Regions from separate parts of the Homo sapiens genome. Here all the other regions are linked to region 3. The links are chromatin loops, found by intact Hi-C in ENCODE. Cell type or tissue: heart left ventricle. All regions are shown on one strand. Links, peaks and the distances in the headings refer to the core of each region. The heading gives the core; the rest is flanking DNA. Region 1 overlaps TTBK2 (tau tubulin kinase 2). Region 2 overlaps TTBK2 (tau tubulin kinase 2). Region 3 has its middle 5.5 kb from the start of TTBK2.

Region 1 (9,921 bases), core at 339-2,838, 130 kb before region 3:
CAGGGTTTTGCCATGTCGGCCAGGCTGGTCTTGAACTCCTGACCTCAAGTGATCCTCCTGTCTCGGCCTCTCAAAGTGCTGGGATTACAGGCGTGAGCCACCGCACCCGGCCCTGCATTACTTTTTATTTGGCCACTGTGTGGATTATTTGTGTCAACCCCTCTTCTACTTGCACTTATGAATAAGAAGCAGTCCATTTTAAATCTGATGGGATATTCAATACAATGATTTTTCAAAAGCAAATTATTCAAGATACAAAGTAATAAAAGTCAATTACAGCCTAGGCAACACGGTGAAACCCTATCTCTACCAAAAATACATAAAATTAGCCAGGTGTGGTGGTGTACACTTCTGGTCTCAACTACTTGGGAGGCTGAGGTGGGAGGATTACTTGAGCCCGAGGAGGCAGGGTTTGCAGTGAGCCAAGATCACACCACTGCACTCCAGCCTGGGTGACAGAGTGAGACCCTGTCTCAAAATAAATAAATAAATAATAAAAGTCAATTACTATGTCAGGATAATGAGATTCTGAATAATCTAGATTTTCTATTTTTCTGTTAATTCTAAAACTTTTATAATGACCACATATTACTTTTAATAACTAGAAAAAATTAACCAACAAAAATATATTATTCTAAAATAAATTGACTATATACCTATATGCAGCCTACATAGATGCTTGGTGCAAGCTCCTACTACCTAAAATACCCTTATTCTTTATGGCAATCAGTCATCTGACATACACACAATGCCTTAGGGAAGCACTCCTCTCATCCTTAGCACAAAATGCAATCAATAACTGTATCATATTTACCTCCATATGAAATCCCAGTCTGCCCTTTCAAAGAGAGTGTAGACCAAGTCCAGCTTTTGCAAAACCAAGAATTATTTGTAAGGTGATATTAAGAACTCACTAAGAATCCTGATTCCTGAATTCTCAGTTAATAAATGGAAAATTAGTGGATCAATAAAGTACTTAAGCAGGAGAGCACTATGGCAATGTTGGCTTGGCTGATTGAAAGGCAGATTATTTAGAGCAAAAGAAATTGCCCCACTTCAGTGATAAGTAGATGCAATAGAGGGAAAGAAATGCATACAGTCTTTTTTTTTGGCAGAGCTAGCCGAGGTTTATTTTGGGAAAAAAAAAAAAAAGCAATTGAATTGTTTCATAGCTGGAGGCATGGGCAAGGGGGGGTCCCCAGGTAGTAAACTCCCTCGCGGATGGGCTGAGGGCTAGGGCTGAGCCTCGGGTGGGTCTCCCGTTCCCTGTGTTCCCCTGCACAGTGGCCTCCCTCCTAGGCTCTGCGGCAGCCGCAGGAGGGACAGGCTGGGAGGGGCTTCACTTGGGCAGGACGTTGGAGGACTCAGACACTAGCTTCCCATCACGGGTTTCGATCTTCTTCATGACCACGGCCCTGGAGGAGCTGGTGTGGCTGAAGGAGCTGGAGCCCATGCCAGAGCCAAAGCTGGAGCCCAGGCCGTAGCTGAGGCCAGGGCTTGTGAGGCCCCCATAGGCCAAGCTCTGACCACCTGCATAGCTGCTGGTGGTCTTCATATGGATACTCATGTTCTGCATCCCAGACTCCAGCCAGCTCTCCTCGCCCTCCAACAGCTTCCTGTAGGTGGCGATCTTGATATCCAGGGCCAGCTTGACGTTCATCAGCTCCTGGTACTCACGCAGCTGCCGCGCCATGTCTTGACTGGCTAGCTGCAGGGCGGCCTCCAGCTCAGACAGCTTGGCATTGGCATCCTTAATGGCTAGCTCCCCACGCTGCTCGGTATCTGCGTGGCAGCCTCCAGGGAAGCCCTCTGGCCTTTGAGACCCTCAGTCTCAGCTTGGAGCCAGCTGATGTTCCGGTTCATCTAGGAGATCTCAGTCTTTGCACACCACAGGTCATCCCCATGCTTCTGACCCAGCGTCTGCAGCTCCTTATACTTGATCTAGTACATGCTCTCAGCCTCAGCCTGGCTGCGGTTGGCAATCTCCTCGTACTGCACCTTGACCTCAGGGATGATGCTGTCCATGTCCAGGAAGCGGCTGTTGTCCATGAACAGCACCACAGATGTATCCGAGATCTGGGACTGCAGCTCCCGATCTCCTCTTCATACAGCTGCCTGAGGAAGCTGATCTTGGCAGTCAGCTCTTTCAGGGAAGACTCCAGCTCCATCTTGTTCATGTAAGCTTCATCTACATACTCCTTGATGAGCACAAATTCATTCTCCATCTCTGTACATTTACTGATCTCAACCTCATACTTGTTCCTGAAGTCCTCCACCAGCCCATGCATGTTGCCAAGCTCCGCCTCCAGCTTCAGCTTCTCCTGGCCCAGAGTCTCCAGCTGCCACTTAAGGTTGTTGATGTAGCTCTCGAACATGTTGTCCATGTTGCTCCGAGCCATCTTCTGCTGCTGCACGAGGCTCCACTTGGTCTCAAGCATCTTGTTCTGCTGCTCCAGGAACCGTACCTTGTCTATGAAGGAGAAAAACTTGTTGTTGAGGGTCTTGATCTGCTTCTCCTCCTGGGTGCGCACGGCCTGGATGTTGGGGTCCACCTCCAGGTTAAGAGGGCTCAGCAGGCTTTGGTTGACAGTGATGGTGGTGATGCCTCCACTGGCCCCACCATATCCTGCACCCAGGCCACCCCGGAAGCTGCTGCTGCCCATTCGGGAGAAGCTCGAGGAGCTGATGCAGGCACCAGGCCCACTCGTGTAGGAGAGGCTGTTAAAGGCCTGGGGGCCAGAGGTGGACACCTTGTAGGACTTCCGGGTCACCCTGATGGACATGGTGGAGGCAGGCGGGCCGAACCAGACGGAATCCCAGAAGGAGTGGAGAAGCTGCTTCTTGGTCTGCACACAGTCTTTACTTCTCTGCTCTTCTTGGGGATTTTAGCAACATTGGTAAAGAAAAAAATTTAACTGCACCCATCCTCTAACAAACTAAACCAGCAAAAATAAAATAAAATAAAATAAAGAGAATGAGTTGAAGAAGCTGCAACCTTTACCTGTTTTCACCATTAAGTCGGGTGTCACATAGCAACGGGGATACATTCTGAGAAATGTGTCGACAGGCATTTCATTGTGCAAGCATCATACAGTGTACTGTGATGGTTAATACTGAGTGTCAAATTGACTGGATTGAAGGATACAAAGTATTGATCCTGGGTGTGTCTGTGAGGGTGTTGCCAAAGGAGATTAACATTTGAATCAGTGGGCTGGGGAAGGCAGACCCATCCTTAATCTGGGCACTATCTAATCAGATGCCAGTGAATATAAAGCAGGCAGAAAAATGTGAAAAGGTGAGGCTGGCGTAGCCTCCCAGCCTACATCTTTCTCTGATGCTGGATGCTTCCTGTCCTCCAACATCAGACTCCAAGTTCTTCAGTTTTGGGACTCAGATTGGCTCTCCCTGCTCCTCAGCCCGCAGACGGCCTATTGTGGGACCCTGTGATCATGTGAGTTAATACTTAATAAATTCCCCTTTATATATATATCTCTATTCCATTAGTTTTGTCTCTCTAGAGAACCCTCACTAATACATGTACTTACACAAAGCTAGATGGTACAGCCTATTACACACCTAGGCTATATAGTATAGCCTATTGCTACTAGGCTACCTATCTGTGTAGCGTGTTATTGTACTGAATACTGTAGGCAATTGTTATGCAATGGTAAGTATTTGTGTATGTAAACATATCTAAATATAGAAAAGGTATAGTAAAAACACAGTATTATAAGCTTATGGGACCACTGTCGTATATGCAATCCATCATTGACTGAAATATCATTATGTGGCACATGACTGTATATTAAGATACTGGAGATTCAGAAGTGCCCCATGTGGTTGGCTGCCCCAGGACCTGAGGCAGGGTAAGGCAGCATGGTCACTTACTCAGCCAAAAGTGCTGGATGATATCAGTCTTCCCTTTCAGGGGCTCAGTCAGTCCAAAAGGTAAACTGCCTGGAAATATAGTACACTAAGGCTTTTCAGTGCCTCCTCACAAGGCCAATAAAAAAGGTAAACAACATTTTCTTATTGCTGTGACAGGACAAAGCAGCAAAGAGGAAATAAAAGAAGTTCTATTAACATAGAAGGTAATGCTGAGTGAAGAAAAATGAGATGATTTTAGGCAGGGTGCGGTGGCTCACATCTGTAATCCCAGCACTCTGGTAGGCCAAGGCGGGCCGATCACCTGAGGTCAGGAGTTCGAGACCTGGCCAACGTGGTGAAACCCCATCTCTACTAAAAACATAAAAATTAGCCAGATGTGGTGGTGCACACCTGTGGTCCTAGCTACTTGGGAGGCTGAGATGAGAGGATTGCTTTAACCCGGGAGGTGGAGGTTTCAGTGAGCCAAAATTGTACCATTGTACTCCAGCGAGGAGTGCAAAAAAAAAAAAAAAAAAAAAAAGAGAGAGATGATTACAAGCAAATGCAGCATCACTGTGGTACATGTAAAACTACTTACATTTCTTACATTTACATGATACTTTAAAATTTATAAATTATTATCATAATTACCTCATTAAAAATATTAACAATGGCCAGTTGCCATGGCTCACACCTGTGATCCCGGCACTTTGGGAGACTGAGGTGGGCGGATCACCTGAGGTCAGGAGTTCGAGACCAGCCTGACCAACATGGTGAAACCCCATGTCTACTAAAAATACAAAATTAGCTGGGCGTGGTAGCACATGCCTGTAATCCCAGCTACTTGGGAGGCTGAGGCAGAATTGCTTGAACCCAGGAGGTAGAGGTTGCAGTGAGCTGAGATCACGCCATTGCACTCCAGCCTGGGTGACAAGAGCAAAACTCCATCTCAAAAAAAAAAAAAAAATCTTAACAACAATGCTGTGAAGTCAGTATTTCCACCATTTCACAGACTAGAAAACTGAGATCTAGAAAGGTTATCCAAACAGTGTGTGGCAAAGCATCAATTTAAACAGGTCTTTTAAGTATGGTGCTATTTCTACTAAAGAAGAGTTACAGCCAGTCAGCAGGCAAGGTAAAAACAGCATATAGTTGAAATTATTCTTGAAAGTGCCTTAAAATGTCCATAAAGTACAGAATACTACCATTTCTCAATAGGTGCAACAGAGCCAGTTTTTCCTCCAGCTCTAGAATAGACGTCTTTTCCTCAGATGAATGTGGATAAAGTAAGCTGGCTGCAGACAGCAGTCACATTTGTACCAAAAAAAGTACTCTGCTTTCAACTACTGGACTCATACTGGTGCAGCCTGATTTGGGGCCACTGAACTGCTGTCAACGAGAAGACTGAGAGAATAGCAGATGCATGAGGGCACTAAATCATTACCCTCACCATAAAGCATGACTAAGCCAAAGGACAGGCAGAATCACAGACGTTAAGATTTTTCTACCTCCTGAACACACAGCTGAATTTAAGAGAGTCATGTAAACATAGTGTGACTCTATTGTATTCTATAGCTACATCAAATATCCACTCCTTGTTTCAGACATACATTGACTGCCTACTGTCCTAGGTGCTGGGAATACAAATGTTAACAAAACACAGTCCTGTCTTTGGGTGGTTTACATTCAATAGAAGCAATAATCAAGCAGATTTAATTAAATTTTTCACTTTTATTAAATGCCTATCATTGTGCTATGTTCTTGAGAAAATTGAGATAAATGTGCAAGGCCCTGGCTCTTAAGGAGCTTATATAATAAAGAGACAAAACAAAGTACTGCTGCTCTAAGAGTTGAACCGAAGAAACTACTCCAGTATGGAATATGGAAGGAATTGAAGGAATCAGAGGAGGCTGCGGAGAAACTGACATCTGAGTTGGGCTTTCAATTTCACAAGACAAGCAGTGTTATGAAACAGAGGCACGTTCCAGGTAGGGCACACTGGGAGAAGAGCTGGTAGTCTCATCTGACTGCATCGAGGGGTCTAATATGACTAGATCACATAAGTACAATGGGGAATGAAAGGAGATAAGGCGTAATGGGGCAGAGGCAACAATTCTCCCATTTCCCTCCATCTCTATTACTTCTCTCAAGTCAAGGCCATCATCATCTTGCCTCCTGGCCACAAGGGAATACTCTATCTCCTAGCCTCCCCTGCAGTTAGAATTGGGCCAGCGTGATTGAGTTCTGACTACTGGGCATACACCAGTGTTGTAGATCACTTCCAGGCCTGCTGTAAAACCCCTAAGCCATCATCCACACTATACCCTTTCCTGATAATAGTAAAAGGCCATGTATTAAAGACAGCAGTGTCAATATATGGGCAGAGCCTGGATTTTCAAGTTACTCTTAAGAGTTGCCTAGGAGAGCTGTACAACTTGACTAATGTATTATATGATCAAGAACCTTTATTGTGTTAAGACACTGATTTTTAGGCCAGGCATGGTGGCTCATGCCTGTAATCCCAGCACTTTGGGAGGCCAAGGTGGGTGGATCACTTGAGGCTAGGAGTTTGAGACCAGCCTGGCCAACATGGCAAAACCCTGTCTCTACAAAAAAATACAAAAATTGGCTGGGCATGGTGGCATGTGCCTGTGGTCCCAGCTACTTGGAAGGCTGAGGCAGAGAATCACTTGAACCCAGGAGGCAGAGGTTGCAGTGAGCCGAGATCACACCACTGCACTCCAGCCTGGGCAACAGAGCAAGACTATGTCTCAAAAAACAAAACAAAACAAAATACACTGATTTAAAAAAATTTATTTCTTTCCAAGGCACAGCTCAGCTTATCTCAGTACCTTCCCAACTAGTCTCTGATTCTCCTTTGTTTCATTTGGATGCACATAACCGCAAAAGTAATCCTCTTAAAGCACAAATTGGATCACCATGCTCCTGTTTATAACACTTCCAACGCTTTGTGTTGTACTTAGAATAAAAATCCAAACTCCTTAAAAAGGCCTACAAGGCCCTGCATTATCTGGTTTCTGACTCTTTCCAACCTCACCTCAACCTGGTCTCTCTCCTTATTTATTGTCTGACCATACTTGTCTTCTTTCAGTCCTTTCTCCCATTAGGGCCCATGCATGTACATGTTCTTCCCTTGGCTTGTAACATTCTACCTCTTATTTTTGCTCTTCACATGGCCAACACAATCCCATCTTTTGGGGCTTGGCTTACAATCAAGCTTCTCTAACCTGTAACCCAGGATGGCTTTGAATGTGACCCAACACAAATTTGTAAACTTTCTTAAAACATTATGAGATTTTTTTGTGATTTTTTTTTTTTTTGGCTCATCAGCTATCATTACTGTTAGTGTATTTTATGTGTAGCCCAAGACAATTCTTCTTCTTCCAGTGTGGCCCAGGGAAGCCAAAAGATTGGACACCCCTGGGCCTTACATGGTAGCTTTAGAAAGAGACCTTCCTTGACCACTCTATTTGATCGGAGGTTCCCCCTTGTTTTCAGCTCAACCTTGTAGCATCTATGCCCTCAGAAAAATTTAATTCAGATGTTATCAGAGTCAGAGGATCCTACAACTGCTCTATGTCCCCCAAAGCAAGAGGCAAATCTACTGCATTTTTATGTAATCTACATTTAAATAGCCCCATTCCTAAACCTGGAAAGTATATTAAGAAGATTAATGAAGCTTGCTTAGCTTTGCATTTCCTCTCTATCCTATCCTCTGATATTAGCAACGTTGTAGCAGTGGGTGAACTGGTTGAGATACACATTTTAGTTTCAGGCTCACCAACGGTGTGTATATTTATGGATTCCATTAGTCTTCTCAACTTGCTAAGTGATGCTTAACAAATTTGAACACTCTAATAAAGATATTTGTGTTACCAGGATCACGTGATCCTATTATTATTATTATTATTATTATTTTTGAGATGGAGTCTCACCCTGTCACTCAGGCTGGAGTGCAGTGGCACAATTATGGCTCACTGCAGCCTTGATTCACTCAAGTAACCCTCCCATCTCCGTTTCCCAAGTAGCCGGGACTACAGGTGCATGCTACCACACCTGGCTAATTTTTTTTGTTGTTTTTTGTTGTTGTTGTTGTTTTGTTTTTTGTAGAAACAGGGTGTTACTATGTTGCCCAGGCTGGTCTCAAACTCCTGGCCTCAAGTGATACTCCTGCCTCAATCGCCCAAGGTGCTGAGATTACAAGCATGAACCACTGTGCTTGGCCCACTCTGTCTCTTATAGTTGTTATAATATTCAGAATCTGACAAAAACAATATTTATAGGAACATATCTGCTTTAATCTTGTTTATAATTCTGATATCTTCACATTTATTTTAACAGACAGAAAACATTATTTATGCACTTATAGGGTTAATTTTTCTTGTATTCTCTGTGTAGGAGACTGTTGATCCAAAGTAAAGACTTAATTAAATTTGCCTAACATTTGTTGAAAATTTAGGTGCCAGGTGTAATATGGGGTTAAAAAAATAAGACATGGCTGTTTCTCCAGGATTTAAAAGCTAGTTAGGAAAACAGACTCATACATAAATACTAAGTACAGATAAACTTGATGTAATTTCCCAAAATAATATAATACTTCTCAAAAGCAAATTTCGACCTTTACTGTAAAGTGAGAGACACATGAAAGATTCCTGGTAGAAAACAAAATAGCTACTCTCTCTAGGTCCACAACTGATGTCAAAGTGAACAGCAGCAGCTATTGGATGAGGTGTTGGCCATGTGCAACGTGTTGAAGTAATAATATTCTATGGCAAGATATTCCAATTTTTAAAGATTTATAAAATATACACAAAGTGAAAGTGGCTCTGTAAAACTGCATCATTTAACACTTTGATTATAACAAAAAAACTGACTTTGGTCTTAGCTCAGAATAGACAAAGCTGGAAACATATCATTGCTATTTGACCTTTGATGTAGCTAGGGAAGCAGTCATATTTAATATGGATATGCTTTTTGCTTGTTGCTGGAGGAGGTTTATTGTTTTTTTTAACTTTATTGGTTGTCCCATGAGAAACCTAAAATTTTGAAAGAAAAGACCAGGTATGGTGGCTTCATGCTGGCTATTTCAGCACTTTGTGAGGCCAAGGCAGAAGGATTGCTTGAGGCCAGTTTGAGACCTGCTTGGGCAACATAGGGAAACCTCATCTCTGCTTTAAAAAAAATAAAAAAAAAAAGCCAGGCATGGTGCACACTTGTAGATCAAGCTACTCAGGAGGCTAAAGTGGGAGGATCACTTGAGTCTTGGAGGTTGAAGCTGCAGTGAGCCATGTTTGCACCAACTGCACTCTAGCCTTGCTGACAGACCGAGACCCCGTCTCAAAAAATTTTTTTAAATGAAGAAAATAAAATCTTGAAAGAACAGTAAGTAAAATCAAATTCAGGAATGAATCTCAAACTGTAAAATTAATCACAGGGACAGCATGAATTCACGAGACCATTCAGATTAAAAGTAGAGTTATTTTTCTCAAGATGAAGACTGAGTAGAGAAACAAGAGGCAGAAGCTGCAAAGCTCAGGCTTTTGAAACCTGATGTCACATTGATACTAGTCATTAGAACACACCCATCACTTACATAACATCTTTTTTCAATTATCCTTCTCCTGTCCACCTGCCCTCTGTTCTCACTCACTGCTTAGGAAAGATCACAGCAGGAAAGAGCTGGATTATTTACAGAATCTGTGAAACAAAGTAATGTTATGCCTGTTCTCTTTCTTTCAAAAATGGAAAATTACCAAACTTTGTTTTGTTATTAAGTGATAGAAAAGCCCTTAGGAGAATGTCCAACTGAAAAACTTGAGAACAATAATTTGTTAGTTTAAAATAATCATTAAGTTTCAAACTTCAGCTGGTAAATATGATAGTCTTCTTTAGATATAGGTTTAAGAAGAGAATGTGATCAAAGTTTTTTACTGTCCTAAATTCCCCTAAGCAAATTTTGTCAATAAGAAACTATTAGCACTCAAGATGGGAAAGTTGGAACAATTTTCAGCTCCTCTTGAATCTAGTCTTACA
Region 2 (9,955 bases), core at 7,084-9,583, 130 kb before region 3:
CCATTAGATCTCCACACTTGTTCATCCCACATATCTGCTATTTTATATCCTTTGACCTACATCTCCCCATTTCCTTTCCTTCCTCCCTCCTTGAACCCCCTGTGGTAACCACTGTATCATTCTCAATCTCTGTGTATTTGAGTGCTTTAAAATATATATACGTGTGTGTGTGTATATATATATATATGTTTTTTGTTCACATATAAATGAGATCATGCAACATTTTTATTTCTGTCTGGCTTATTTCACTAAGCATGTCTTTTAGTTCCACCTATGCTGTGGCAAATGATAGGATCTCCTTCTTTTTAAAAGCTGAATAAGGTCGGGTGTAGCGGCTCATGCCTGTAATCCCAGCACTTTGGGAGGTTGAGGCAGGTGGATCACCTGAGGTCAGGAGTTCGAGACCAGCCTGGTAAACATGGTGAAACCCCATATCTAATAAAAATACAAAAATTAGCCAGCTGTGGTGACGCAGGCCTGTAATCCCAGCTACTCAGGAGTCTGAGGCAGGAGAATCCCTTGAATCCAGGAGGCGGAGGTTGCAGTGAGCAGAGATCATGTCATTGCACTCCAGCCTGAGCAACAGGGCAAGAATCAGTCTCAAAAAAATAAATATAGAAAAATAAAAAGCTGAATAATAGTCCATTATGTGTGTGTGTGTAAGTATTTATACATCATCTATATTCCATTGTGTGTGCATATATATATACAAATACATACAATACACACACACACACACACACACATATACATTTTCTTTATCAATTTGTCCATCAGTGGGTATTTAGGTTGTTCCTGTATCTCGGCTATGGTAAATACTGCTGCAGTGAACACGAGAGTGCAGATACCTTATTTGGTCAACTAATTTTCAACAAGGGCACCAAAAGGACACAGTGGGATCCAATAAATGGTGCTCTTCAATAAATGGTGCCGGAAAAACTGGATTTCCACGTGCAAAGGAATTGGACCCCTATTTTACACAATACACAAAAATCAACTAAAAATGTATAAAAGACCTATATGTTAAGACCTGAGACTATAAAACTCCTAGAAGAGAACATAGGAGGAAAGCTTTGTCATAGTATTTTATTATTATGTGCACAGTATCTTGCTATACTTGCTATATTTCTTCCTCTACAAGATGTATTCTTTGTCTATTTTTTTTTTTTTTGAGTCAGGATCTCACTCTGCTGCCCAGGGTGGAGTATAGTGGCGCGATCTCAGGTCACTGCAACCTCCATTTCCTGGACTCAAGCCATTCTCCAGCCTCAGCCTTCGGAGTAGCTGGGACTATAGGTGCACAACACCACACCCAGCTAATTTTTGTATTTTTTGTAGAGACAGGGTTTCACCATGTTGCCCAGGATGGTCTCAAACTCCTGAGCTCAAAGTGATCTGTCCACCTTGGCCTCCCAAAGTGCTGGAATTACAGGCATGAGCCACTGTGCCTGGCCCGTACTTTAATTTATAAATAATTTGGGGGGTGGGTATTTCAGAAGTTTTGCCTTTTTGTTCTAATGCTTATCTTTGGACATAAACCTTTTTAAATGCTCTTAGTTCTCTGTGAGTTTTTGTTTGTTTGTTTTGTGACGGAGTCTCACGTTGTTGCCCAGGCTGGAATGCAGTGGCATGATCTCAGCTCACTGCAACCTCTGCCTCACAGGTTCAAGCAATTCTCCTGCCTCAGCCTCCGGAGTAGCTGGGACTACAGGTGTGCGCCATCATGCCCAGCTAATTTTTGTGTGTTTTTTTTGTTTGTTTGTTTGTTTTGAGATGGAGTCTCGCTCTGTCATCCAGGCTGGAGTGCAGTGGCTCAATCTCAGCTCACTGCAAGCTCCACCTCCCGTGTTCACGCCATTCTCCCGCCTCAGCCTCCCGAGTAGCTAGGGCTATAGGCACCTGCCACCATGCCTGGCTAATTTTGTTTTTGTATTTTTAGTAGAGACGGGGTTTCACTGTGTTAGCCAGGATGGTCTCGATCTGACCTCATGATCCGCCCGCCTTGGCCTCCCAAAGTGCTGGGATTACAGGCGTGAGCCACGGTGCCTGGCCAATTTTTGTATTTTTCAGTAGAAACGGGGTTTCACCATATTGGACAGGCTGGTCTCGAACTCCTGACTTTGTGACTCGCCTGCCTCAGCCTCCCAAACTGCTGGGATTACAAGTATGAGCCATCACACCCAGCCAGTTCTCTGTTTTTAAATCTAACCTTCTACTATTTGGTTTCTCAGTTTTAACATATTATTTTGTTTTTCTTCTTCAGGGACTCCAACAACCTGACTGTTATTTCTTCTCTGCCTTCAATTTGCATTACCTTCTCTCTAACTCTTTTGAATTATCTCATTTTCATTCTCTCAGGGTTTTTTCTTTGTCCTTATTCAATGACTTCTATTAAATTTTCACTTATGTCTATTCTCCTTTGTGCACTTTTTAATATATTCTTCAATTATGAGATAATTTTGTCTTTGCCTTCTATTTCTTTCCTGAGTTCAATCAATTATGATTTCATTTCTTCCTCTCCCAATAAGGTCTGAACCTCAGCCCTTGGGCAGGGGTGGGTCAGTTCTTGCTTGGATGTTTAATCTCACTCAGTCCTAGGCATCATGGCTGGACCTTGTATCTGCTATTCCTGTACCTGTATTCTTTATATTTATCTTTATTTCTTATTAATCAATCCTATGTTATTCCAATTCCCTATTACTGACTATAGTTAACAATAGCTTGTGTAGGCTGGGCGTGGTGGCTCGTGCCTGTGATCTCAGTACTTTGGGAGGCCGAGGCAGGTGGATCACCTGAGGTCAGGATTTCGAGGCCAGCCTGCCCAGCATGGTGAAACCCCCTCTCTACTAAAAATACACAAATTAGCATGGTGGCACATGCCTGTAATTCCAGCTACTCGGAAGGCTGAGGCAGGAGAATCACTTGAACCTGAGAGGCGGAGGTTGCAGTGAGCCGAGATCACGCCACTGCACTCCAGCCTGGACAGTGATAGAGTGAGACTCTGTAGCAAACAAACAAACAAAAATACTAGTGTATATTTCAAAATAGGTAGAAGGTTTGAAATGTTCCCAACACAAAGAAATGATAAATGTTTGAGGTAATGGATATCCTAATGACCCTGATTTGATCACAACACATTGCATGCATGTATTAAAATATTGCATGTATCCCATATATATGTATAATTATTGTGTAGCCATAAATAATTCTTTGATTTTTTTTCCCTATTCAAATTACTGTGTAGTTTCTGTCTCCTGACTGGACCCAAATTGATACATCTTTTTTCCTCCGTCACTCCACTAATGAAGGACACTTCTCCCTTTTTTTTCTTTTGAATTATGCATATTTTTACTTCCCTGAAATTCATCATCTGATCTATCAGGACACTTTTTAGTATTTTCCTTATTAGCATGGGTTTAGTCTTTCTAGCACTGGTTTTATTTATTTATTTATTTTTTGGGATCGAAAGACAGCTGGAGTATGGCACTGGTTTTAGATCAACCTTACATCCCATTGCTAATTTTCATCTTCCCCACAGTTTTTCTTGATCTGTCTTTATAAAGTCTTCTGGCAGGGGTAGGTGAGGCAAGAGCATGAAAGATACTGCACTAGGATTTGTGGTCTCATTTTTTTCTCTCTTTTTATTTACAGTTATTTTGAAGCTTAGGCATCTTCTACAAGTTACGCTGAGGACATGGTTTTTCTGTGTAGCTTTAGTTTTCCTTCTTTGTTATTCTGTGTTATTTTGGAGAAAATATTGGAAGATGGGAACATAAACTGCCTTCATTGTCTTTAGGTCCCTGAAGTGCTATCACCTGGATTTTTGCAAGTTTGAGACTTATTTCTAACAACAATCAAAGGGGAAGGACAAAAACACTAGAACAAAATTTCTGGACTGGCTCCAGCTCTGCCACTAATATTTACCTAAAGTTGGATTTACTTCAGTGTTAGGATTATTTCCTCACTTGTAAGATAGGGTGGCTGGACCTAGGGCAGTGGATCCCAAACTCTGATAAGCATGAGAAATACTTGATGCATATGGACTTCTGTGCCCCACTTCTAGGCATTCTGATTCAGTAGGTCTAGGGTAGGTCCCAGGAATAGGCGTTTTTTAAAAACATCCGTGGTGATTCTGGGTCTAGTCAGGGTCTCACATTTAGGAATGCTTAGACATGATAGTCAGTGATACTATCCAGTTATGTGAGTCTATGAAAACTCTTCCGATGATTCAACAAGTTCTAGTGATCCCATCTTTCAATATAAAAATCACAGCTGGGCACAAGGGTGCATGTCTGTAGTCCAGAGAGGCTGAGGTAGGAGGATTGCTTCAGCCCAGGAATTTGAGGCCATAGTGCACTATGACTGTGCCTATAAATAGCCACTGCACTCCAGCTTGGGTAACACAGCCAGACTCCATCTCTTAAAAAAAAAAATCAGGCCGGCGCAGTGGCTCACGCCTGTAATCCCAGCACTTTTGGAGAACAAGACAGGCAGATCACTTGAGGTCAGGAGTTTGAGACCAGACTGACCAGCATAGTGAAACCCCGTCTCTACTAAAAATACAAAATTAGCCGGGCGTGGTGGCAAAGGCCTGTAATCCCAGCTGCTTGGGAGGCTGAGGCAGGAAAATCGCTTGAACCCAGGAGGCAGAGCTGAGATTGTGCCACTGCACTCCAGCCTGGGCAACAAGAATGAAACTCCATGTTTAAAAAAAAAAAAAATAAAAGCAATGGATGAGTGGTATAATGTCCCAATTAACTTAAATTGTATGATAATTTGTCCCTATTCAGTTTCTTTTCCCCAGAGACGGGTCCCACTCTGTTGCATAGGCTAGAGTGTAGTGGCACAATCATAGCCCACTGCAGCCTCTAACTCCTGGGCTCAAGTGATCCTTCTGCCTCAGCATTTTGGGTATTTACCTTTTTTTTTTTTGACCAAAAAGTTTGAAACAACCAAAGCAGGTAAAAAATTAGAAAAAAAAAAAAGACAAATAAAAAAACAAAATAAAAGACAAAAGGAACTCTAATACACGTAGAGGAAAAAACATTAACAATAAAAAACTAAGATCACGGAAATAGATCATAACCTTTTCTTAATACATTATGAAGGTTAAATCACTTTAAGAGGAACATGTTACATGCTTTGTTCCCACTAAACTTTGGCACAGTATAGTTAGATATAACTGTGGCACATTCTTTTCAGGGTTCCATATGTTATTTGGAAACACAACTAATGCTGGTCCTCATTTTGAAGAATACCCATTATAAATTTGATATCAACAAGTCACATAAGCTCTAAGCTCTAAGCTCCCATTTCACAGTATAATCTATTAGTACTATCTAAAGCAAGTAATTCCAAAGGCGTACATAAGAGCAATGTTAATTCGAGGAGATCCACAGGCTTTCCCGGATGTCTTAGCATTTGGTCATCTGAGGGAATCTGGATGAAGTAAATTTTTGCAAATATAATACATCCAGGAAAGACACCACCAAATGATCTGTTTAGGACATACCCAATTGCAGCAGGGGTCAAGCGAGTGTGCAACTGAGGGGTGGTAGAAGTAGTGGTGGTTGTTAGGGAGCCATCATTTCCAGTCTTCTCCCAGTCAAAAGGGTCACTCTCAATTACTCCAAAAGTCTTGATGCTATTGTCAAACACGGATGTAAGAAGCTAAACCACAAAGAAAAAAACTAGAGTAAGTGAACAGTAAACATAGTCACTTTATTCTATAAGAGAAAGCACACCAGACTCATAAAATGATTTTGTAATGTGATTTTCTTTAAAAACTGATGGCTCAAATTGCGAAATTTGAATAGGAACTATATGTAGATGATGATAGTGAATTAATGTTGATTTTTCTCCGTTGTGTAGAATGTTTCTGTTTTCGAGGGATACATAATGAAGCATCATATCTATAACCTACTCTCAGATGGTTGGCTAAAGGATGTGTGTTGTGTGTAAGTGTATATGTTTGTGCATTCAATTGAACCATCTATTTTATCATTTATTTGTCAAAACAAAACAAAACAAGGACTTTTTATATGTTTCAACCTAAAAAAGTAGCCAGTGTTAACATGTAACGTGTCTAGGTAAGGGGAATATAGAAGTTCATTGTGCTTTCCTTCATTTTTTTTTTTTTTGCAGGTTTAAAAAATTCTTAAAATATGTGTGTGCATGTTTGTGTGTCTCCATATATAAATTATCAAAAAATTGCTTGATTTATATTCTGTTAGTTTGATTTATATCCTGTATAATTTCATTTTTTGTCTTTCAATTCCTAAAGTTTGATGTGATCTTAAGAAGGGTCTCATAAAAGGCCTCTATTGTTTCTGTCATAGGCAACATTTCCAATTTTATGATTATAGCTTTATTCTCTCCTCATCATTTCTGGAACTCTGTTACTATCCTATCCTCTGAGATTCATCTTGTACATTTCCTGCCCCAGACCTGAAATCAGCACTTCTTTGGAGGATTTTGCGCAGGTCTGATTTAGGCTTTAAAAATATTACTTCACCAGCCTGGCGAACATGGTGAAACCCTGTCTCTATTAAAAATACAAACATTAGCCGGGTGTGGTGGTACACGCCTGTAATCCCAGCTACTCAGGAGGCTGAGGCATGAGAATTGCTTGAACCTGGGAGGCGGAGGCTGCAGTGAGACAAGATCGTGTCACTGTACTCCAACCTGGGTGACGGAATGAGAATCTTTCTCCAAAAAAAAAAAAAAAAAAAAGATTACTTCAGCTATTAAGTGGTCAATAGATGCCATAAACAGGGATGGGAATGAGGGTACTTGGAACAGATGACCAGTTAAGAGATTACTGTCAGCTGAACCAGCATGGTAATAGTAAAGGTGATAAGAACTGCACATAGATTTCTGTCCTGAGCCACTGGGTCAGTGCAGTGACATGGAAAGCAGTGAGTTTAGGGAGGAATAGGAAATGCAGATATAAATTTGGGTGTCATCAGCATATAGATATCAAGAGATACTGGCCACGCACGGTGGCTCACGCCTGTAATCCCAGCACTTTGGGAGGCTGAGGTGGGCGGATCACTTGAGATCAGGGGTTCAAGACCAGCCTGGCCAACATGGTGAAACTCTATCTCTACTAAAAATACAAAAATAAGCAAGGTGTGGTGGCAGGTGCCTGTAGTCCCGGCCACTCGGGAGGCTGAGGCACAAGAATTGCTTGAGCCTGGCAGAGACTGCAGTGAGCCAAGATTGTGCCACTGCACTCCAGCCTGGGTGACAGAGCGAGACTCGGGTCTCAAAAAAAAAGAGAGAGAGAGAGATATTATTTAAAGCCATAGAACCAGCTGGTATTATTGAGGAAGAATAGAGAGCAAAAGATCAAGGGCTATAGCCTAGAGTACTCCAATACTTAGGTGAAAGAAGAGAAAGACTCAGCAAAGGAAACAAAAAAGGAGTGGCCAGTGAGGCAGGAAAACCACGAGTCTGGTATTCTAGACTAAAGTGAAGAAACCATTTCACTAAGGAGGATGATCAAATGTTATCAGTTGTAAATGTATAGTTATTTCTGTATTTAATTAATTTCTCTTTCAACCCAGACTATATGCTCCAAGATGCTGACATTAATCTGAGCTTACTCATCATTGTGTCTCCAGGATCTCATACATTACCTTATTCATAACATTCCTAAAAACATTCCAATAATACATGTTAATTTGTAATAATATTTACTGACTCACATGATTTAATCTTTCATTTAAGTTCCAAAAGGAAGAATTGTAAATACAGAAAAAGAAACTAAAAAGATAAAGGGAACTGGAAAAGACATAGTTATAAAATCTGAGAAATTTTATTTGGGTCCTATTTTTGTTCATGTAAGTCACCTACGTTATAGCTTAGACTTCTCCAAATGTCAGAGGTAGAGGGCCGTAGAAAACACAAAGGAGGAAATAAAGATGGACTGGAACCTAGGGAATTGAAGTGCCAGACCTTTGACCCTCTCTCCTAACTCTGAAATCAAGGTTCTCATAGGTTCTCACAGAGTGAGATGCATGCTTCCTGGAAGGTGGAATCCCCATACAGGGGAGCCTTGCTATGTGAGCACTTAGACTGCCACTGCTAAATTCTCTGTCTGTACTGTGCTGCAACAGGAATGATCCTAAATGGCTTTTATGTCAGATGTCCTTTTATCATGGAATTATTTTCTTACATCTGTCACAGTATTGTATGTCTTAGAAAATGTATTCTATGGCACTGGACCTCAAATTAGAAACAGTTTGTTACTACGATGGTGATATTAGACACCAGCAGCAGGAGGCAGAAAGATGGAGGACACAGAACAAAAGAAATAGGAAAGCTAAAAGCACTGAGGCACTTAAAGGCACCCTAGTGGGAACAAATGGTCAGACTGGGCAGAGGTCTGCAGATATTTTAGAGAAAAACATTTCTAATCTAGCAAAATAATTTTCTAATTCGGGAGCAGGGTGGCGCTAAATCCTAACCTTCCTCAGATTGGAATAGTAGAAACAGGACAAGTCAGGGACTTACTTTTTTTGGTAACTGAATGTGTTACATCACATTTGGTTATGATAAATAATAAAAACAGAAAACTCTTAATTCAGTGAGTCAAATAGATTTGAGAATAAAAATTACCTTGTAAGTCATCTATATAGTATATACAGTATATGTAGTGTGTGAATACATGTCTGTGTATATATATATATGTGTGTGCCTGTTAAATTTGAATAGTCCTCATGCCTTTTTTATTTTTTATTATTTTTATTTTTATTTATTTATTTTTGAGACGGAGTCTCACTTTCTTGCCCAGGCTGGAGTGCAATGGTGCGATCTCGGCTCACTGCAACCTTCGCCTCCCGGGTTCAAGCGACTCTCCTGCCTCAGCCTCCTGGGTAGCTGGGACTACAGGCACACGCCACCATGCCCAGCTAATTTTTGTATCTTTAGTAGAGACGGGGTTTCACCATGTTGGCCAGGATGGTCTGAAACTCCTGACCTCAGGTGATCCACCCACCTCGGCCTCCCTAAGTGCTGGGATTATAGGCATGAGACACCATGCCCAGCCTCTCATTCTTTTTTATATCCCAATGTCACTGGGGAACAAAGCACTTTCCCATCAGAACAGGGACTCACTGTGGCAGTAATTCTCAAACTGGAAAGGGAGAAGGGAAAAATCTGAAAAAAATCTTCAAAATGATTCCAACGCTTCCCTCTAAAAGGCATGTCCCATATCTCTTCATTGGTAATCTCTGAAAATCTAGTATACATCTGACTCCTTATTTTACTTAATAATACATTCTTAGAAAATACAAATTCACCTACATTTAGAGTCTAAGTTTCTCAAACTAGGGTAACATGTACCCCCAGGGGATGCAGCCATATGCCAGAGAGAATTTAAAGTCATTTGACAATGTGGCACAGCTTCCTCAAGTATTTTACACAGAGGTATGACATTTATTACAATATTTCATAATACAATGAACACAAAGAAGTTGGAAGGCAAAATTTAAATGAACCTTTAAGATAAATCAGGAGAATACAAAGAAATTTTGGACTTATGGTTGATACTGTAAGGCTATTCCCAGACTTCTTGAGAAATATGCTTATACTTGGCTGCCAGAGGAGTAACTGGTGAAACAGTGTGAGAAACACCAGAAGCAATTATCTTCGGGAAAGTGAATCTTCTGTAAATGGATGTAGGGAAGAGAAGCAGTTAAGTGAAGGGGAAGTTGTTTGAAGAGGAGGAAAAGAGGAGGGAGAACTTGAAGAAGGTAATGAACAGGCAAAAATGCTACACAGGTTGAGCATCCCAAATCTGAAAATCGAAAATCCAAAATATTCCAAAACACAATTTTGGGTGCTGAAGTGATGCTCAAATGAAATGCTGACTGGGGCATTTCGGATTTTCGATTTGGGTTGCTCAACCAATATAATGCAAAATATTACAAAATCCTAAAAAATCTGAAAT
Region 3 (10,067 bases), core at 4,181-6,680:
CTTTTCGGAATAAAATCGGAAATGCTTTGTCACGATACGAAATTACACACTGAGGCAGTCGCGATGAAGGGCCCAAATCGTGAGGCCCTGCAAGCCTTAAGGATCCATCCTCTTCCTCAGCATCAGCGCTGACAGCATCCCGCAAATTGGCGCCGTCCCCAGAACCGCCTAACGTGAAGCTAATCATCTTTGGGGGACTGGGGAAGGGCCTTAGGTGTGACGAGGAAAGGAGATGGGCACTTCCATAAACGAATGTCAACTTGGAGACCGGAGTGTCCTTACGGTTTCACAACCCAAGAACAAGATTTCATTCCCTTTGTGAAACACCACCAGCTAAAGACTCAATGGCCAGCCCCGGTGCACACCAGTATGCGATGCTGAGCAAGTGTATGCGGGAGGTGCTCAAAGACTTTCAAAGAAAAGCGAGGAGGGCGGAGCAAGGACGCTGTGCAGGATGCGTTTCTATTTAGTGTTGTGTCAGTCGCTTTGGCGAAGGAAAACCTTAAGATTAAGCACCTCTCCCATCTTTGCCCACCAGTGTACAGTAGAGAAAACACATGAAAAACGCTAAACAGCTTTCCTAAGGCTATAAACTAATCAGTGGCAAAACCAAAACTCAGGTCTCTCATACGCCCCACATCTAATGTCCTTTCTACTTAAGAATCACAATGATCCCCAGGGTTCTGCCATGAATGGAAAGAATGTAATGAATTATGAACTTCATTTTTACTTTAAATCCTTTTCTTCACTCAAGTGACATTGTCATTAAAGCTGATTAAGAATATAGAAAGGTAAATGACTAATCCTATATTCAATCTTGGAACTGTTCCTATAGAATCTGTTTCTTCTTGCTCAGGAAGTGCCACAGCCTCTTGCCATTCTTTTTAAAAACAGCAGGCATCTCTACTCTCTGTCATGTCCAGATCCTTGGATTGAAAGCAGGACAAAATGTACATTAAAGGCAAGTGATGATGCAGCTCATCTTGTTCTATGCAAACATAAAGATGTTGCCAAATTGTTTTTTATTTCTACTGATTAAAACCACACGTTACTTTTTCTATTACTATGTCTAATAGAGTACTTCATTCATTTCAGAGTATTGACCAATCACATAATTTGAATAAGAAAACATTAGGGTTTCTGTAAATATTTTTCTTTAAAATTAAAGAAGTTTATAGGGGCCAGGCACAGTGGCTAATGCCTGCAATCCCAGCACTTTGAGAGGCTGATGTGGGAGGATCACTTCAGTCCAGGAGTTCAAGACCAAACTGGGCAATGTAAGGAGACATAAGGAGACTCCTTCTGCACACACACACACACACACACAAAATGATCACGGAAGCATGGATTTAAAATTTTTTTTAATTAGCCGGGCATGGTGGCATGCCCCTGTAGTCTCAGCTATTCGGGAGGCTGAGGCAGGAGGATCGGTTGAGCCCAGGAGTTCAAGACCAGCCTGGGCAACATAACAAGACCTTGTCTCTACACACAAAAAATTTTTAGTTAGCCAGCCCTGTCTCTACTAAAAATACAAAAATTAGCCAGGTGTGGTGGCATGCACCTGTAGTCCCAGCCACTTGGGAGGCTGAGGCAGGAGGATTGCTTGAGCCCTGGATGTCAAGGCTGCAGTGAGCTATTATCGCATCACTGCACTCCAGTCTGGGCAACAGAGATACCCTGTCTTTAAAAAAGAAAAAAAAAAAGTTTCTAGGGAAAAAATGTCCAGATTCATTGAAATTAGGCTTAGCAATAAAAGCCTCCCCTTTTCTCCAGTCTTTTCCATTTTAGAATTATTGAGCTGTCCCCAGAGATACTCTTTCAGTCAGGCTAAATGTCAATGTAATATGTTATTCAAGAGCTGGTACTGGAGTTTAGGAATCCCCTTTGAGTTATAGATATAGATAGATCTCAAGTATATATATAAAACTCAAATATATATGCATGTATCTCTTTTAAGAAATAAACTGAGCATAGTGGCTCACACTTGTAATCCCAGCACTTTGGGAGGCCAAGGCAGGAGGATCTGTTGAGCCCTGGAGTTGGAGACCAGCCCTAGCAACATAGTGAGACTCTGTCTCTACAAAAAATATATATTTTTAATTAGCTGGCCCCTGTAGTCCCAGCTACCCAGGAGGCTGAGGTGGGAGGATTGCTTGAGCCCAGGAGGTCGAGGCTGCAGTGAGCTATGATTGCATCACTGCACTCCAGCCTGGGTGACAACGCAAGACTCTGTCTCTAATACATAAATGTGGTAGCCAGACTTCCAGATGGCCCCCAATGATCCCTACCTCACTTACTCTCATTCTTATTTATTCCTTTCCATACTGAATTGGACTGACCTGTGTAACCAATAGGATTTTCCAGAAATTATGGTGTGGGAATATCAAGGCCAGGTTATAACAGACATTGTAGCTTCTGCCTTATGTGTTCTTGGATCACTTATTTAGGGAGAAGCCAGTTGTCTTCTCCTGAAGATACTCTAGCAGTTCCATGCAGTGTTCCCCTGGCAAGGAACTGAAGCATCACATCAATAATCAGCACCAGTTTGCCGTCTATGTTAGTGAGCCATTCTTAGAAATGAATCCTCCAGCCCCAGTCAAGCCTTCAGATGACTGAAAGCCCAGCTGGCTTCTTAACCACCACCTTGTGAGACACTCCAAGCCAGAACTACCCAGCTAAGCCACTTCTAAAATGTGTTACTATATCACAGAAACTATGTGATATAGTAAATATTTACTATTGCTTTAAGCATTAATTTTTGGGATAATTGGTCATGCAGCAAGAGATAACGAATACAGTAAGACTTGGGAAAATAAGAGAGAGGAATAACTCAAGTCTAAGGATGTGTCCCTGGATAAGTCTAAAGGAATCAGACAGACTCTAGGATCAGTCTTACAGCATATTCAAAGATACAATGTCCAAAGTTCAGACATTAAAAAGTCCCCACACAGGACATAAAGCCCCTTTTAACACAGCTTCTTTTCTCCTAGCATGAAATAAATAACATATTGAAGAATCTCTTTCTTCTTTTCCTTTCCTTCCATTTATGTCCTCTTCTGCCTATCTTTAGGTACCACTTTGTAACCTTCTTCCCATAATCCAAACAGAAAAGGATCTAGATGTGTCATTTACATCACATTGTTATTAGGACAGCACCACAGTGTGAATCAGTGTGCAACTCAAGGAAAAGAGACCTCTGCCCTTTTCTCTTTCTATCTCTCTCTTTAGAAACAAATCTCAGAGTTGCACATGAGAAGTGGGTAAATATATGTTATGTTAATTATATCTCAATAAATCTCTTTTTTAAACTCATTACGCAGTGCTTTGAAACATGAAACTCAATAGTGAACTGGTGCTCAAGCATTTCTGCAAACCAGCAAGCAGCCCTGTTTTTCAGTTTTTCAGCAAATAAGTTTCTATTTGAATGTTACTTAATCCACAAACAAAATCCCCATAAACAAGTTTTTTTGTTTTTTTCTGAGACAGAGGCTTGCTGTGTCACCCAGGCTGGAGTGCAGTGGGCGCAATCTCGGCTCACTGCAAGCTCTGCCTCCCGGGTCCATGCCATTCTCCTGCCTCAGCCTCCCGAGTAGCTGGGACTACAGGCACCCGCCACCATGCCCGGCTAATTTTTTAATATTTTTAGTAGCGATGGGGTTTCACCGTGTTAGCCAGGATGGTCTCAATCTCCTGACCTCATGATCCGCCTGCCTTGGCCTCCCAAAGTGCTGGGATTACAAGCGTAAGCCACCACACCCGGCCCCCATAAACAAGTTTTTATAGAGCCTACTAATGCCATCTACTCTGATAGGCACTGGGAAAGCAAATTTGAATAAATTCAGTCCTGTCCCTCAGGGTTTCACAATGTAATGATTAGCAAACATGCAAATCTTATTAGAATACATTGTAATAACTGCTATAAGAGAGGTATACAGCATATAAAGATACTCAAAGGCCAAATCCTTGGGGTTCTCTGAGAGCTTCATTTCTTTAAGTCAGTATCAGCTGCATTCTGATTTCGACAGAAAGGCATTCACATCAAATATATTCACTACCTCAAGTGTTTGTGTTTTTGAAACTTTGTTCTTTTTTTTTTTTTTTTTTAGTGAAAATTTTACTTTTAAGTAAAAGACTTGATTTTTTTTTTTTTGAGATGGAGTCTCACCCTGTCACCCAGGCTGGAGGGCAGTGGCACGATCTTGGCTCACTGCAACCTCCACCTCCCAGGTTCAAGCAGTTCTCCCGCCTTAGCCTCCCAAGTAGCTGGGATTACAGTCACCTGCCAGCACGCCAGAATAATTTTTGTATTTTTCGTAAAGACGGGGTTTCACCGTGTTGGCCAGGTTGGTCTTGAACTCCTGACCTCAAGTGATCCATCCTCCTCAGCCTCTCAAAGTGCTGGGATTACAGGCGTGAGCCATTGCGCCCAGCCTTGATTTATTTTCTTTTTTTTTTTTAAACAGAGTCTTGCTCTGTCACTCAGGCTGGAGTGCAATGGCACCATCTTGGCTCACTGCAAGCTCCACCTCCCGGGTTCAAGCGATTCTCCTGCCTCAGCCTCCCAAGTAGCTGGGACCACAGGTATGTGCCACCACACCTGGCTAATTTTTGTATTTTTAGTAGAGACAGGGTTTCGCTATGTTGGCCAGGCTGGTCTCGAACTCCTGATCTCGTGATCCGTCTGCCTCAGCCTCCCAAAGTGCTGGGATTACAGGCATGAGCCACTGCACCAGGCCCTGATTTCTAATTAAAGAAATTTCAAGCAAAAAGAATTAGGTAAGAGAAAACGGTGTTGAGCGGGCAAGGCAAAAAACTCTCAATTTGGGAGATATGAGTTTATCGCCTTTTAACCTATTGATATCAATTTGTGTTTAATGATGATGATTAAAATAGACCGTAATATCAGAAAAGATTGACATTGATTAGACCTAGTAAAGTGAGAAAAGAAACTAAAAGAGTTTACATTCACAAAGTAATTCTAATTGTGGTTATTTCTTGATCTGCTTCCTGTTTAGGCCTTTTATGAAACACAGAATAATTATATCATTAACTGTTAACTTTTTGCAGGTTTTATTAGAAGAGTGAATTATAGCTACACATATTTGCTCATATTTTTGTTGCAAGGTCATATATATATATAATTTTTTTTTTTCAGAGATGGAGTTTTGCTCTTGTTGGCCAAGCTGGAGTGCAATGGTGCGATCTCAGCTCACCACAACCTCCGCCTCCCGGGTTCAAGTGATTCTCCGGCCTCAGCCTCCCTAGTAGCTGGGATTACAGGTGGCTGCCAGCACACCCAGCTAATTTTTTTTGTATTTTTAGTAGAGACGGGGTTTCATCATGTTAACCAGGCTGGTCTCGAACTCCTGACCTCAGGTGATCCGCTGGCCTCGGCCTCCCAAAGTGCTGGGATTACAGGTGTGAGCCACTGCGCCCGGCCCCATTAATATATTATTGTTGTATACTCATATTTTTAAAATGAGAAAGTAGTGGGGTGATGTTATGATTGTGCCTGTGACAGTCTGGAAAAAGTTCAGTGACTTTCAGTCTAGTTCAGGAACCTGCCACTCCACTCCAAACACTGGACAGCTTTCTGTGATTTTCAGGCTCTTCTGGCAGGATCATTAACTGGCTAGCAATGCTAATAGCGCACCCTAGCGATAATAGTGTTCCACTGCAAGGTGTATTGAAGCAAAACTGGTCTTATATTTTTGACATTAATCAAAGCCGACTAGCCAGTGGCTAAAGATTTTAATCATTTTTAAAGACCTGATTATGCTCATGAAAAAGATAATCTTTTTTTTTTTGAGACGGAGTCTCACTCTGTCGCCCAGGCTGGAGTGCAGCGGCACGATCTCGGCTCACTGCAACCTCTGCCTCCTGTGTTCAAGTGATTCTCCTGCCTCAGCTTCCCGAGTAACTGGGATTACAGGCATGAACCACCATGCTCAGCTAATTTTTGTATTTTTAGTAGAGACGGGTTTCCACCATCTTGGCCAGGCTGGTCTCGAACTCCTGACCTCAGGTGATTCACCTGCCTCAGCCCCCCAAAGTGCTAGGATTACAGGCATGAGCCACTGCGCCGGGCCAAAGATGATCTTAAAATATTTTTCCGGTGGTGTTATTTGGGAATTGTATGTTCTACCAAATAAAATATATTCATAGATGGCAGATAAAAATTTCCAGAAATGTATTAAGCACCTACATCAAGGCTACCATAGGATATCCTATGGAGGATTAAAAATATATAAGATGTGGTTCCTATATATGCTATTTTGAATTATAGTTTTTGTACATCTTATTTTTATAGAATGTAGAGGGATAATTTCTTATACTGTGTATTCCCCATACCTTCTTCACTCTGTAAATATTAAGTACACTCAGTAGGTATTTTAAAATAATTAATGCAAAAAGTTAAATACTAATAAGTACAAAAATACAAGTGATGTCACATTGTATTACCTTTCAAACAAGTGCTATCAACACCTCTGGGTTTGCCTTTTTCTGCATTTTTCTGTATTAAGATGCTTTCAAAGAAAAGAAATGGTATCACTCTGTTGCCCAGGCTGGAGTGCAATGGTGCCAGTATAGCTCTCTGTAACCTTGAACACCTGAGCTCAAGCAATTCTCCCACCTCAGCCTCTTCAGTAGCTAGAACTACAGCAGTGTACCACCTCATCTTTTTTATTATTATTATTTTGTAGGGCCAGGGCTAGCACTATATTGCGCAGTCTGGTCTTGAACCGCTGGCCTCATGGTATCTTCTCACCTTAGCCTCCCAAAGCACTAGGATTTCAGGTTTGAACCACTGCACCCAGCAAAATGCTTTTTTATTTTCCTCAACTCTTATCCAGAAACACAACAAGGGTGATTGTTAAAACAACAAAGAAAATCCTTCAGTGTGGAGACCTCAGAATAGACAGAAGAGAGAACAATCCTAGGAAATTTACCTTGGGAGTGGTAACAGCAGTATGGAACTAGAAACGGGACTTTTTGCGTTCCTGGGTCAGTCTGTCTGATAAACAGCATTCAAATAGAGTCCCTGCTTATTCTTAGCACGGCATCTCATTGTGTGCTCGCATGTTAAGCTTGCTCTAAACAAGTCAGGGTTGCAAGTCTGTGGGGGAATATCCAGATCCAGTTGGAGATGAGTTCTAGCCTTGCAGAAGGACAGTATACTTATTCCTCTTTTCTTTTTTTTTTTTAGACAGAGTTTTGCTCTTGTCGCCCAGGCTGGAGTGCAACCTCCTCGGCTCACTGCAACCTCCACTTCCTGGGTTCAAGCAATTCTCCTGCCTCAGTAGGAGGCAGTAGCTGGGATTATAGGTGCCCGCCACCAAGCTCAGCTAATTTTATTTGTATTTTTAGTAGAGATGGGGTTTCATCATGTTGGCCAGGCTAGTCTCAAAACTCCTGACCTCAGGTGATCCGCCCATCTCGGCCTCCCAAAGTGCTGGGATTACAGGTGTGAGCCACCTCGCCTGGCCTCCTGTTTTCTTAGTGAACTGAAACTTCGTTTTTTTGCTCACACAGATTTTGAAAAAATTCGTTGCTGGGAAAATAAAAACAACTGGAAAAAATAAAAATTTTAAACTTTGAATTCTAGTTGCATGTAATAGGAAGTTGAGAATGAACTCAAGTACATTTTATATATGATAAAGGTGACATCTCAGATAGTTCGGACAAAGATGGACCCTCTTAGAAATAGTGTCCAGAGAACCAGATTAGATGGTTAAAAATAATAATAAAATTGAACCACAAACAGGAATAAACTCCAAATGGATCAGAGATCTAAATATAAAAAGTGAAATCATACAAGTACTAGAAGAAAACATGGATGAATTCCTTTAAACCTGGGTGTGAGAAGAGGCTTTCTAATTATAATTCAACATCCAGATGTAATTTTTGAAAAGATTGAAAAATTTAACTACAAAACATTGAAAGAACTTTTATGGAATTAAAACTATAAAGTCAAAATCAGTGAGATAAAATATTTAAAATATATTTCACAGATAAAGAGCTAATATCTTGGATATATTAAAAATGCTTAAAAATCAAGGGAAAATAGAATTTAAAACAATAGAAAAATGGGCAAAAAATATAAGGTAGCTACTATACAGCTAAAATTATAAAGACTAACAGCATCCAATGTTTGTGAGGACGTGGAGCAACCAGAGCTCTCATACATTGTTGGTGGGAATGTAAATGGTACATTCATGTTGAAAAAAAGATCTGGACATTTCTTTCAAACTAAACATATATCTATCCTATGAATCAGCAGTTTGACTTCAAGATATGTACCCAAAAGAAATGAAAACATATTTTCACAAAAAGACTAACTCAAGAATGTTCAAAGTAGTTTTATTTATAATATCCCAAAATAGGAAACAGCTCAGGTCCGAAAGAGAACAGACTACAGACTGTACTATGTTCATAAGTGGAATATCACTCAACACTAAAAATAAACTAATACACAAAACAACATGGATGAATCTCAAAAACAATATGCTGAATGAAATAAACCTTGCCAAAGCATCATATTATATGATTCTATTTATGTGAGGAAGTCTTATGGAAAAGAGAACATACTGGATTATTCCAGTTATATAAAACTCTAGCACAAGACACACTAATCTATGATAGAAAAAAATCAGAACAATGGTTGCCTCTGAGTAGACAGGGGCTGGTATTAGCTGGTAAGAGTATAGAGAGTAATGATAATGTTCTATATCTTAATAGGGTTTTGGGTTACACAGGTGCCTGCATTTGTCAAAATTCCATGAATGTACACTTAAGATTTGTGCATTTCATTGAATGTACATTTTATATCAAAATTAAAAACTGGCCAGGCACAGTGGCTTACATGCCTTTCCCAGCACTTTGGGAGGTCAAGGCAGGAGCATTGCTTGGGCCCAAGAGTTCAAGACCAGCCTGGGCAATATAGTGAGAACCCTTCTCTACAAAAATAGAAACAAACTAGTTGGGTATAGTGGCATGCACCTGTAGTCCCAGCCACTTGGGAGGCTGAGGTGAGAGGATTGTGCCCAGATGATTGGGGCTGAAGTGAGGTGTGATCGCACCACTGCACTGCAGCCTGTGCAACAGAGTGAGACCCTGTCTCAAAAAAAAAAAAAAAAAAAGAAAAGAAAAAGAAAAAGAAAAAACCTGCAAAAAATATTGAGTTCTAGTTAATTATATGCATGCAAAATACATTGGGGGGCATATGTATTAATTATTGCAATTGACTTTGAATTTCCTCCCAAAAATAAGAGGGATTGATGAATGAATAGAGGGATGGATAGGTGGATAGATATACAATAAAGCAAGTATAGCAAATTATTATTGGTAGAATCTTGGTGGTGGTATATGGATGGTCACTATAAAGTTCTTTCAACTTTGCTGTATGTTTAAAAATATTCATAATAGACCAGTTTTGTGGCTTATGCCTGTAATCTCAGCACTTTGGGAGGCTATCATGGGAGGATCACTTGAGACCAGGAGTTCAAGACCAGCCTGGGCAACACAGTAAGACCCCATATCTACAAAAAATTTAAAAATAATAAAAAATTAGCCTTTCATAGTGTTGCATGCCTGTGGTCCTATCTACTTGGGAGGCGGAAGTGGGAGGATCACTTGAGCCCAGGAGTTCAAGGTTATAATGAGCTGTGCTTACACCACTGCACTTGAGCCTGGGCAACAGAGTAACACTCTGTCTATAAAAAAAGAAGAGAAAAGAAAATATTCATAATAAAATATTGGAAAAAAATATTTCACAACCATGTTAAGGAGCCATCTTGGAAACCAGTCCTCTGATCAACATCTACTTAGGATCCAGCAGGGCTGCAAATGCACGGAGTGTTCAGTTCTACCCAGGGCTGAGGGCAGTGCACACCACCTTTCTGTGCTGATGTAACAAATGAACACCAACCTAGTGGCTTAAACAACACAACATTTTTATCTTACAGCCTTGTTGGTCAGGAAGTCCAACATGGGTCTTACTGGGCTTAAATGAAGGAATTGGTAGGGCTGCCTTCCTTCTTAGAGGCACAAGGAGAGAATTTGATCCC

What was found. Peaks named below come from ENCODE experiments on the same cell type or tissue, not always from the same donor. Only the 100,000 strongest peaks of a DNase experiment are listed, where the experiment ranks them.
Region 1: a loop joins it to region 3, with 2.7 times the contacts of the local background. A loop is called at or near these places in 43 of 110 quality-filtered maps.
Region 2: a loop joins it to region 3, with 2.4 times the contacts of the local background. A loop is called at or near these places in 43 of 110 quality-filtered maps.

The regions. Positions count from the first base shown.
Region 1 is chr15:42,799,624-42,809,544 of GRCh38, forward strand. The region is part of intron 9 of TTBK2 (tau tubulin kinase 2); the gene reads right to left. It also overlaps the pseudogene KRT8P50. Among named protein-coding and RNA genes, the nearest start is that of TTBK2-AS1, 65 kb to the left of the region's middle. In heart left ventricle, for the core only: a CTCF peak has its summit at 1,596 (motif pointing right); no DNase peak of the experiment used is centred there.
Region 2 is chr15:42,789,132-42,799,086 of GRCh38, forward strand. It overlaps TTBK2 (tau tubulin kinase 2), which reads right to left. Exons shown (of 15, transcript NM_173500.4): 10 at 5,513-5,670. Among named protein-coding and RNA genes, the nearest start is that of TTBK2-AS1, 55 kb to the left of the region's middle. RefSeq lists a silencer at 8,320-8,614. In heart left ventricle, for the core only: a CTCF peak has its summit at 8,455; no DNase peak of the experiment used is centred there.
Region 3 is chr15:42,921,230-42,931,296 of GRCh38, forward strand. No RefSeq gene overlaps it. Among named protein-coding and RNA genes, the nearest start is that of TTBK2, 5.5 kb to the left of the region's middle. RefSeq lists an enhancer at 71-170. In heart left ventricle, for the core only: a CTCF peak has its summit at 5,666; no DNase peak of the experiment used is centred there.